Regions from separate parts of the Mus musculus genome. Here region 2 is linked to region 1. The links are chromatin contacts, found by Hi-C in ENCODE. All regions are on one chromosome and are shown on one strand. Each heading gives the region's core, a stretch centred on a gene start or an enhancer-like site at or near the end of the contact. The rest is flanking DNA. Distances are from core to core; before and after follow the strand shown. Region 1 overlaps Gramd1b (GRAM domain containing 1B). Region 2 overlaps Clmp (CXADR-like membrane protein).

The links. A loop is a pair of places that touch in the nucleus more often than their neighbours do.
Region 2: a loop to region 1 is called in a map of v-Abl transformed pro-B cells, with 2.3 times the contacts of the local background. The contact joins two enhancer-like sites. A Hi-C loop is called at or near these places in 2 of 37 maps with a recorded cell type or tissue (gastrocnemius and v-Abl transformed pro-B cells).

The regions. Positions count from the first base shown.
Region 1 is chr9:40,418,808-40,423,552 of GRCm38, reverse strand. The region is part of intron 1 of Gramd1b (GRAM domain containing 1B); the gene reads left to right. All of the region lies in intron 1 of Gm51668 (a long non-coding RNA gene), which reads right to left. Among named protein-coding and RNA genes, the nearest start is that of Gm51668, 4.2 kb to the right of the region's middle. Within about 2 kb of position 2,737, at least 1 of the 3 ENCODE cell types and tissues checked has a DNase peak (open chromatin) inside an H3K27ac peak, as active enhancers do.
Region 2 is chr9:40,728,664-40,733,408 of GRCm38, reverse strand. The region is part of intron 1 of Clmp (CXADR-like membrane protein); the gene reads right to left. Among named protein-coding and RNA genes, the nearest start is that of Clmp, 45 kb to the right of the region's middle. RefSeq lists an enhancer at 1,002-3,632. Within about 2 kb of position 2,613, at least 1 of the 3 ENCODE cell types and tissues checked has a DNase peak (open chromatin) inside an H3K27ac peak, as active enhancers do.

The DNA.
Region 1 (4,745 bases), core at 1,488-3,987:
ACTTGGTTGACCGCATTACTTCCTGAGTGAAAGATTCACTTCTGAGTGACCTGGTTAATTTGCATTTAGTCTTTCAAGAGTGCCTAAGATTCACTGTGAAGCCAAGTAGTGGCTGAGGCCAAAGCTGCTCCTATGATGGTAGAAACTAGGGGGAAAGCCGTGTGCTGCTTCAGCTAAGAACAACGGAAGGGAATTGGAGCTGAGACAAACTCTCTTGCCCCTTTCTCAGAACCCATCCCAGGAATGCAATGGGGTGAGTATAATTCTTTTAATTGGTGGGATCAGAGGTCTAGAATTCTTTTTGTTGTTTGTTTGTTTTGTTTGTTTTTTTTGCAACAGGGTTTCTCTGTGTAGTCCTGGCTGTCCTGAAACTCACTCTGTAGACCAGGCTGGCCTCAAACTCAGAAATCCACCTGCCTCTGCTTCCCAAGTGCTGGGATTAAAGGTGTGGGCCACCACGCCCGGCTAGAGGTCTAGAATTTTATTGTGGCTGAAGAGTTCTTTGATCTTTGTAAAATAATAATAATAACAACACAGCACAAGGCATTGAATAGAATATTTCTTCTTTCCTCAGCCATAGTCCAATTCTCTGTGTTTGGAGTAGCATGTATTGTGATTGGCATGGAGATCTGAAACTCATACCATTCGATAGGAAGAGCAAACAGTGGGCAGGCTCAGCCTACTGCCAAGTTTTGCTCCTGGTGTGTACTTGAAGAGCCTCAGTCCTCCCTGCCACCCTCTGATGAACGTCCTGCTAAGTACGAAGCACAGCTCCTGCCCTTTCATGATGGAGCTCTAGGTCATGCCTTTGGCATGTGTGTAGGACAGCGGAGGGTTGGCAGTAGGAGGCAGCGGGTGGTTGTTGTGATGGCCTCTTTGTTTCCGTCTCATTCTGATTGGCACCACCAGATCTCAGCATTGGTGCTTCTGTTCTTGAAGCAACAGTCGCAGATGGCCCCTTCTGTGCCCTGGAATGTTGAGTGGGATCCTTTCAACCCTGGTATCAGGAAAACGTGGAGGGACAAGGAGGCAAGTACCCAACCTATGTTGATTTGAAAGCACTCAAAAAAAGGAGTCTTTCTGAACGGGCTGGTGGGATAAGCGTGCCCTTTCACCACCCGGCAGTGTTAGGCACTTAAAATGGAAAGAAATGACAATTAAAATGGGCCTTTCACTTTCAAATGATTATTAGTTATAGTAGAAGATACAGTGAAGTGAAGTGATTATCATGTATATTTTTTGAGACACAGTTTTGTTGTGTAGCCCTGGCTACCCTCAAACTAGAGTTCTTCCTGCCCCTGCTTCCCAAGTGCTGGGATTACAGACGTGTGACACCATGTTTGTCTGTGAAGCAAATTATTTATTAGAATCCATCTAAGCATGCCAACCTCGAAAAAGGCCATTTCAGGATGACACATACTAGAATGTAGGCGATAGCCATCCGGAAGACTTCTTTCCTGAAGATTTTAATTTGGATGAATAATGGAAGACATAATATCTACATACATAGTGTGTCTACTCAGTGCCAGCCTGTCTTGGGAGTTTTAGTTGAACTCCTGTAACACTCCAATAATGTGGATGCTATTTTGTAATATGGAATATCTTTTTTTCCCTTTTTTTAAATTAAGTATTTTCTTCATTTACATTTCAAATGCTATCCCAAAAGTCCCCTATACCCTCCGCCCCAACTCCCCTACCCACCCACTCCCACTTCTTGGCCCTGGTGTTCCCCTGTACTGAGGCATATAAAGTTTGCAAGTCCAATGGGCCTCTCTTTCCAGTGATGGTCTTCTATAACATATGCAGCTAGAGACACGAGCTCTGGGGGTACTGATTTGTTCATATTGTTGGTCCACCTATAGGATTGCAGACCCCTTCAGCTCTTGGGTACTTTCTCTTGCTCTTATATTGGGGGCCCTGCGTTCCAGCCAATAGCAGACTGTGAGCATCCACTTCTGTGTTTGCCAGGCACCGGCAGAGCCTCACAGGAGATAGCTATATCAGGGTCCTTTCAGCAAAATCTTGCTGGCGTATGCAATGGTGTCAGCATTTGGAGGCTGATTATGGGATGGATTCCCAGGTGTGGCAGTCTCTAGATGGTCCATCCTTTCGTCTCAGCTCCAAACTTTGTCTCTGTAACTCCTGTGGAATATCTTCTAAGGATTGAAATTGAGTGTACTAAGTGGTCCTCCACAGAGTTAAGATAGAAGCAGCCAAACACTAGAACCTGGGGCTCAATCCTTAGGCCAGCGTTGCCCCGGGACAGGGATCACTGGGTATACTGAGCAAAAGGAAGAAATAGAGTGAGTTTGGTACAGGTCAGAGGAGTAAACTCAAAGGCGGGGACACGAAGCATGGGTGGAGTGGAGCTACAGGTAAGGAGATGAGGTCGCTGCAGAGTGACACAGCAGTCAAGCTCGGAGTTGTTATTGTTAAGATAAGAGTGTGACCTTTGCTCCAAAATTATGTGAAGCCCCAAGTGTGTGTGCGCGTGTGAGTGTGCGTGTGAGTGTCCAAGCATGTGCACATTAGGCAAAGCTCTCTAACCACTGAACTCTGTCCCTGGGCTAGTCCCAGGATTTTCAGCCAGGGAATGGCCTGCGGCAATGGAATCACCCTTGTCCGGGATATCACTGTCTTTGTGGAGGGTAGGCTGGAAAGGGGCCCAGACTGGCAACAGGAAAAGCAGTTGAGAGCCCATTAAAGTAATCTGGGTGTAGAGTGCTGCGAGACAGGTCTGAGCAGCTGGGTGAGTGACGAGTAGACCATGGGGATCTGGGAGACAGAGGGAAGTGGAGTCCGCCAGCCTTGATCTCATAGTGAAATACAAAGAAAGGAGGAGAGACCCTGAGGTCAGCGATGGACCTGCCCACCACAGAGTCCTGTTCCAGGTTAAGAGAACCCTGTAAGATACGATAATAGATACAAGGGTTGTGGCCATTCATTGGGTGTTCGTTTACTGATTAGCAATCCTTTTGTTAATGTGTATACATTATCAGGTCCTACAGTCTTTGTAAGGAGCCTTTTCACTTTGGTCTGAACAGGCAGGCCATGGGAATCGAGAGAGGACTTAGCTTGCTTCTCTGAGTTGCTCAGAACACAAGCGGCAGAGCGAGAATGTCAATCCTTGGTTGAGCTGGAAACTTCTTACACTAGTGCTGCCCAGTAATACTCTCTGAGAAAATGCAAACCTTCTGGCTGCCCAATACAGAAGCCACTTCTTATGGATAGTGAATACCTAAAGGGCAGCTAAGGACTGCATTTCTCATTCAGTGAAAGTCACACAATATGTGACTGGTGGCTACTGTCAACTCAGCTATCTGCTCTGCCATCTTTGGGTGTTCTCTGTATTATCTGTCATAAACAGGTGAAGGTCACCCCCTACCCAGATGGACTGCAATGGATTTTCTAGTTGCTTTTAATATTTAAATTATATTCACTCATTTATTTATTTGGTTCTTGGGGCAGGGTTTCTCTCTTTAAGATTTATTTATTTATTAATGTATATGGGTGTTTTGTCTGCGCATATACCTCAGCACCACCTGGATGCCTCATGCCAGCAGAAGCCAGAAAAGTGTATCAGGTTTCCTGAAACTGGAGTTACAGATGGTTGTGAGCACCATGTGAGTGCATGTTAAAGCACCCATTTTATTTTTTTAATTTTTTAAAAAAGGAATTATTTATTTACGTTTATGACTATACTGTAGCTGTCTTCAGACACACCAGAAGAGGGCATCAGATCTCATTATTGATGGTCGTGAGCCACCATGTGATTGCTGGGAATTGAGCACAGGTCCTCTGGAAGAGCAATCTGTGCTCTTAACCGCGGAACCATCCCTCTATCCCCCAAGCACCCAGTTTATTATGCTTTGACAAAGATTTAACAGCCAAAGAGCAGTGCCAATAGCCATGAAGAAAAGTTAAAATAAGATTTGAAGGAGACCTGCCCCGCCCCCGCCTCCGCCTCCGCCTCCGCCCCCGCCCCCTCCCCCTTTAAAGAACAAACATGGAACCTGAGCCCAGTGCTGCCTATAATTTCTGCTATGCAGGAGGCGGAGACAGAAGAATCTGGAGTTTGAGGCCAGCCTGTGCTACATAGTGAGATTCTGTTTAAACAACATAAAACACAGCTAGGCATGATGACTCACACCTGTAATCCCAGCATTGTAGAAGCAGAGTTAAGCGGACCCTTGCAACTTTGAGGCCAGCCTGGGCTACTTAGTTAAATTCCAGACGGCCGGGACTACAAAACAACACTGTCTCAAATTGAGCAAAGCAAACCCAAATCAAACGAAGCACAGACACCACGGGCATGTTTAGAGGTAGACAAAATCTTTAACAGAAAAGTGCTTGTGGATTTTGGTGAGTGAGGAAAATATTGAGCTGCATTCTGAACACACTCTAAATCTCTGTCCAGCTACCTCTCTTACTGCAGGTTCCCATGGAAGCCGTTAAACAGAAGCGAGCCTCCCAAGCTGGTAGGCAGGTTGGCAGTTTTCTCGCAACCTGTGCTTTTTCTAAGTACTATTTGAGACTATTAGGTGTGTTGTGTAAGAAGCTGGCAGTCTGTCACCATGTCCCAATCACATCTGTGTACTTATGTCTATTATTAGACTTTCCCATACTTGCTCGCCAGGTGACAAACAGAAACTGATTTTCTTTATTCTCCACTTCTCTGTTAACTCCGATCTCTTCCTGAATATGCCTTACCTACTTAAACTGAGATTGTAAACTCTGGCATCATT
Region 2 (4,745 bases), core at 1,364-3,863, 310 kb before region 1:
TATCTGGCTTACCACCATGCTCTACTTTTTTTTTTTTTTTTTGGTTTTTTGAGACAGGGTTTCTCTGTATAGCCCTGGCTGTCCTGGAACTCACTTTGTAGACCAGGCTGGCTTCGAACTCAGAGATCCACCTGCCTCTGCCTCCCGAGTGCTGGGATTAAAGGCGTGCACCATCACCGCCCGGCTCATGCTCTACTTTTATTAGGTCTGTTTTAGAAAAAAAAAAATTGCCCCATTCTTAATGTTTCTATCCTCCGATTTCCCCTCCCTGCTCCATGGCTGCAAATCTATTCTTTTTATATTTAAAGTTCATTTCCATCTCTCTCTCCTCCTACAAATCCCATTGTAGTGACCACGGATAGGGCCCGAAAAGATAACACTTTGGCACATTGAATATTTTAAGCTGAAAGGGTGGGAGGAAAAAGCAGAGGGATCCTGTGATCTTCTCCTGTAGCACGCAGATTCTGGGAGAGATGTCCTTCCTATACCCAGAGAGAAAAGGGCTGAGGGACACGGAGCGGTGAACAGCCTCACACAGCCTGGCCTTCCAGTTCGTTCCCCTCGCCCCACAACTTTCCACTATAAAAACACTCAGGTTGAATCATTTCTTTGAGCCTTCATTTCCTTGCCAATGTTCTGATGTCAGAGAAGACATTAAATTTAGATGCTTTTCTCTTGATCATCTGTCTTTTGTTATAGGGACCTGGCTAAGAACATGGAGGGGTAAAAGGAAAGTTATTATTATTTTTAAAAATTTTTTATACTTCCTTTAGAAAGACTTCTCCTTTCCACCTCCAGCAAGTATTATGAATAGTTTTTTTTTTCTTTTGCAATAACATACTGAGGGGATTAGGTCATTCTTGGTACACAGGCCAAGAGGAGCCAATGGGGGTTTAAAGCAGGGGGGCTTTAAGTCTGAGTCTGTAAAGCTAGCATATGAGCTGTTAGCACTGTGACAGATGCCACACAGGGAGGGAGGGAGGGAGGGTTTGGTGTCGTGGAGACCAGCTGCAGTGTATCTGAGGGTCACATTAAACAACGAGCTGTTTTTGATCCTCTGAAATTTTCTGTTTCTGAATTATCTCAATAACAATAAAATACCTGGGGAGATGATCAAACATCTTTGCGTTGTTTATATAGATATTCTAAAAAATAAGTTATGTCTAGGGAAGGGAAGAGTGAGTAAGATTCAAGGTTAGTTCCCAGCACCTACCTTGGGTAGCTCACAATCACTTGTAACTACATCTTCAGGGCCCCAATGGCCTCTCTTGGTCTTTGTGGGTGTCTGTACTCCTATGCGTATGTGCGCGCAAACACACACACACACACACACACACACACACACTCACACACACACACTCACACACACACACACACACACAATTAAAAAATAAAATGAACTTTAAAAAAAAATTAAGTTATGCCTGTAAAAACCGCCAACTCTGTTTTATAAAGCCTGTTTACTATAGATGTTGTGGTCAAGGCTAAAGACCTGCAATGAATGTCCCAGAGAGCTCAGAACCCTGGCTCCTCCTTTAAACATGGATTCCCCTTTCCTTAGCCCCTCCCTTCATAGCAGCCCAAATCCTGAACAGGCTTTCCCTGACACCCGGGCTTTCTTACTTTCTGACTTCCACTCCTAGTTTCCCCGCTATTCCCCTGTTCCCTTTCAGCTTACTTGCCATGTTGTTTTTCTGTCAAACTTTAATAATAAAATTGTTCTAGAGCTTCCTTCTGAGTCCGTTTTAAAATTCTTTTATTAATGAGACTAAGAACGCAAAGGGAGATCGCCGTTTCCCTGGCAACAGATATTTCAGGAATGCAGACCAGGTATGGGGTTGTGGAAGAAGTCTGCAGTAAATTTCTACCTCCAGTGTAACATTTCATGGCTGCAGCCCAGGATACCGCGTTCAAGAAATACCGAGTGCAACGTGAAACCCAAAGGGTTCTTTTAGTAACTTACAGTAAAAAGAACTGGGCTTACGGGCTGGAGAACGTCTTTTGGCTCCCAGCGTGACAGGCTGCTAAATTAGACTGTCAGGGTTTGTCCTCCTTCCAAACCAAGTAAGTCAACCGTCTGTGCCCACCTTCCTGAGTCCCATGTGCGTTTCTATTCAAATCCTTCTCTAGAAAATCAAATTAGAAAGCTCAATTTCTGTAGCTCACAAAATTGTGCCCCACACAGAAGAAGGAACCGGGAAAGATTCCGAGTAAGAGACAGGCTGGGGAGATGGCCATCTGCTAAGAACCAGCGGTCTCTCCAGGGTCCCGCTCCGGTCATCTGCTGGGTGTTTGATTTGGCAAGAATCTGCAGAGAGGGCGCGGGCCTTCCTATCCCTGGAGACTCAAATTGCAGCAGCCCGAATTCCCGTGCCTCCTGCAGCCTGCAGCCTCCCTCCCGGAGCTGCCCTGCCATGGCCGCAGTTTTATAGATCTGCAAGGCAAAGATCAGAGCCACTCCCGAGGGTGGCCACCCGGGCTGGGCTGGGCTCCTCCCTAAACAAAGAGTCGCAGAACTCTCGGAGCTGCAGGGCTTCTGCGCTGGCGGAAGGCGCCAGGCTGGGTGATTGAAACCACATGTGCGGGAGGTCTGCGACAGCTGGGGGCAGACACCAGGGACCGGCGGCGGCCGCTGCTGCTGTAGCCTCTAGCGTTTCTTTAGTCCCTTGGGTTTCCAGCTAGAGCGACTGAGAGCACTAGACCACAAGCATCCTGGGAGGAGCACTTCCCCCAATAACAAAATAATTAGAAACCCCGAGGCCTGGGGTCTCTGCTTCCAAATGTACTGGACAGCATCAGACAACTTCTTGGTTTCTCAGTTGTGAAAAAGGCCCTAATTACCCTCCCAGGACACAGCAAAAGGGATGAGTCGTATTTGTGGGTGTGACGTCAATTTAACAAGGATAGCCACTACGCACGTGCACACGCACACGCGCGCGCACACAGGCACCCCAAAGTACTATTGACACTTATAAGCCTTTTTGAAGGTTTCACATACTCTATTGTTGTTGGGGTTTTTTGTTTTTGTTTTTGTTTTCGAGACAGGGTTTCTCTGTGTAGCCCTGGCTGTCCTGGAACTCACTTTGTAGACCAGGCTGGCCTCGAACTCAGAAATCCGCCTGCCTCTGCCTCCCGTGCGCCACCACGCCTGGCTCTCTATTGTTGTTGTTATTGCTATTATTATTATTTAGATTTATTTATTTATTTACTATATGTAAGTACACTGTAGCTGTCTTCAGACACACCAGAAGAGGACATCAGATCTCATTAAAGATGGTTGTGACCCACCATGTGGTTGCTAGGATGTGAACTCAGGACCTTCGGAAGAGCAGTCAGTGCTCTCAACCGCTGAGCCATCTCTCCAGCCTTATTATTATTATTATTATTATTATTATTATTATTATTACTACTACTAAACACTAATGTCTTCCTTGACCCAGGCCCTTCAACCCTCTCAAATAATTATTATTTTTGTTCTTGTTGTTTTTGTTCTTTGAGACATGGTTTCTCTGTATAGCCCTGGTTGTCCCAGAACTCATTTTGTAGAACAGACTGGACTTGAACTCAGAGAGCAGCCTGTCTATGTCTCCTGAGTGCTGGGGTTAAAGGCATGTACCACCACCAGCAACAAAATATTTTTTAGATTTACTTTTAGTATTTTATGTGTACAAGTGCTCAACATATTTGTACTTGGTACCCGAGGAGGTGGTCCTATGTGACAAGTAGGGCTCTTAACCACTGAGCCAACTTTCCAGCTCATAACTGTTATTAATTTTATAAATAGTTTCCCCTGTGTGGTCACAAGTACCAGCGTATGCACACAGGGGAAGATGAGCCTATACATTTAACTAAATGGGTATTCGTATGTGCGTGTTTGTAAGTCATTACAATCAGTAGTAAATTTTAAAAGATGTATTAACTTTTCTTTTGCCCAAGTGCCCGAGTGCATGCACACAGTCGATTGCGTAGTGCTCTTGGAAGTCAGAAGAGGGCTCAGATGCCCTGCATCTGCAGTTACAGATGCTCATGGGCCACCGTGTGGGTGCTGGGAACTGAACCTGGGTCCACGGCAGGAGCAGCGAATGCTTCTAACCACAGAGCCCTTTCTCTAGCTCCAGTTCTTGATAGATTTAAATACTTTTCCTAGACTATAACAAAGACTTACTTTTTACTCTGTGATTGAGTTTCTCATGTATCATGAGAAGGAGGGGCAGGTATGATAGAGGGATGAGCTAGGGAGCCCTACTGGGCCAAAACAGCAACAGCTCTTTCCACCAGCCCTCCGCACACTTTGTATGACCTGGTGCTGAGAATGCTCTCTCTCTCTCTCTCTCTCTCTCTCTCTCTCTCTCTCTCTCTCTCTCACACACACACACACACACACACACACACACACACACACACACACACACACACACAGTGCTGGGCTCAGCCTAAGTCCTTGCACACTCTAAGCAAATGTGCTCAGCCCTTTGCATTTGGGAGACTGAGGATCAAAGTGTTTCCTGGCGCATGAAAATGGCGTGAGATCCACTCATATTTCTCTACACAGGTCTATATTATGTAAAAATATCAAGATACATAACATCCCCGGGTCCAGAAATCCTCCCTATGCTTGGTTTTAGTCATCTTCCAAATCAACATTCCAACTTTCATTAGTATAGATTCATCTGACCTGCTTTGAACTTGAGAAATTATATGAAATTTAAATGCATTATGGTCTTCGGCGGCTTTTACTCAGTCAG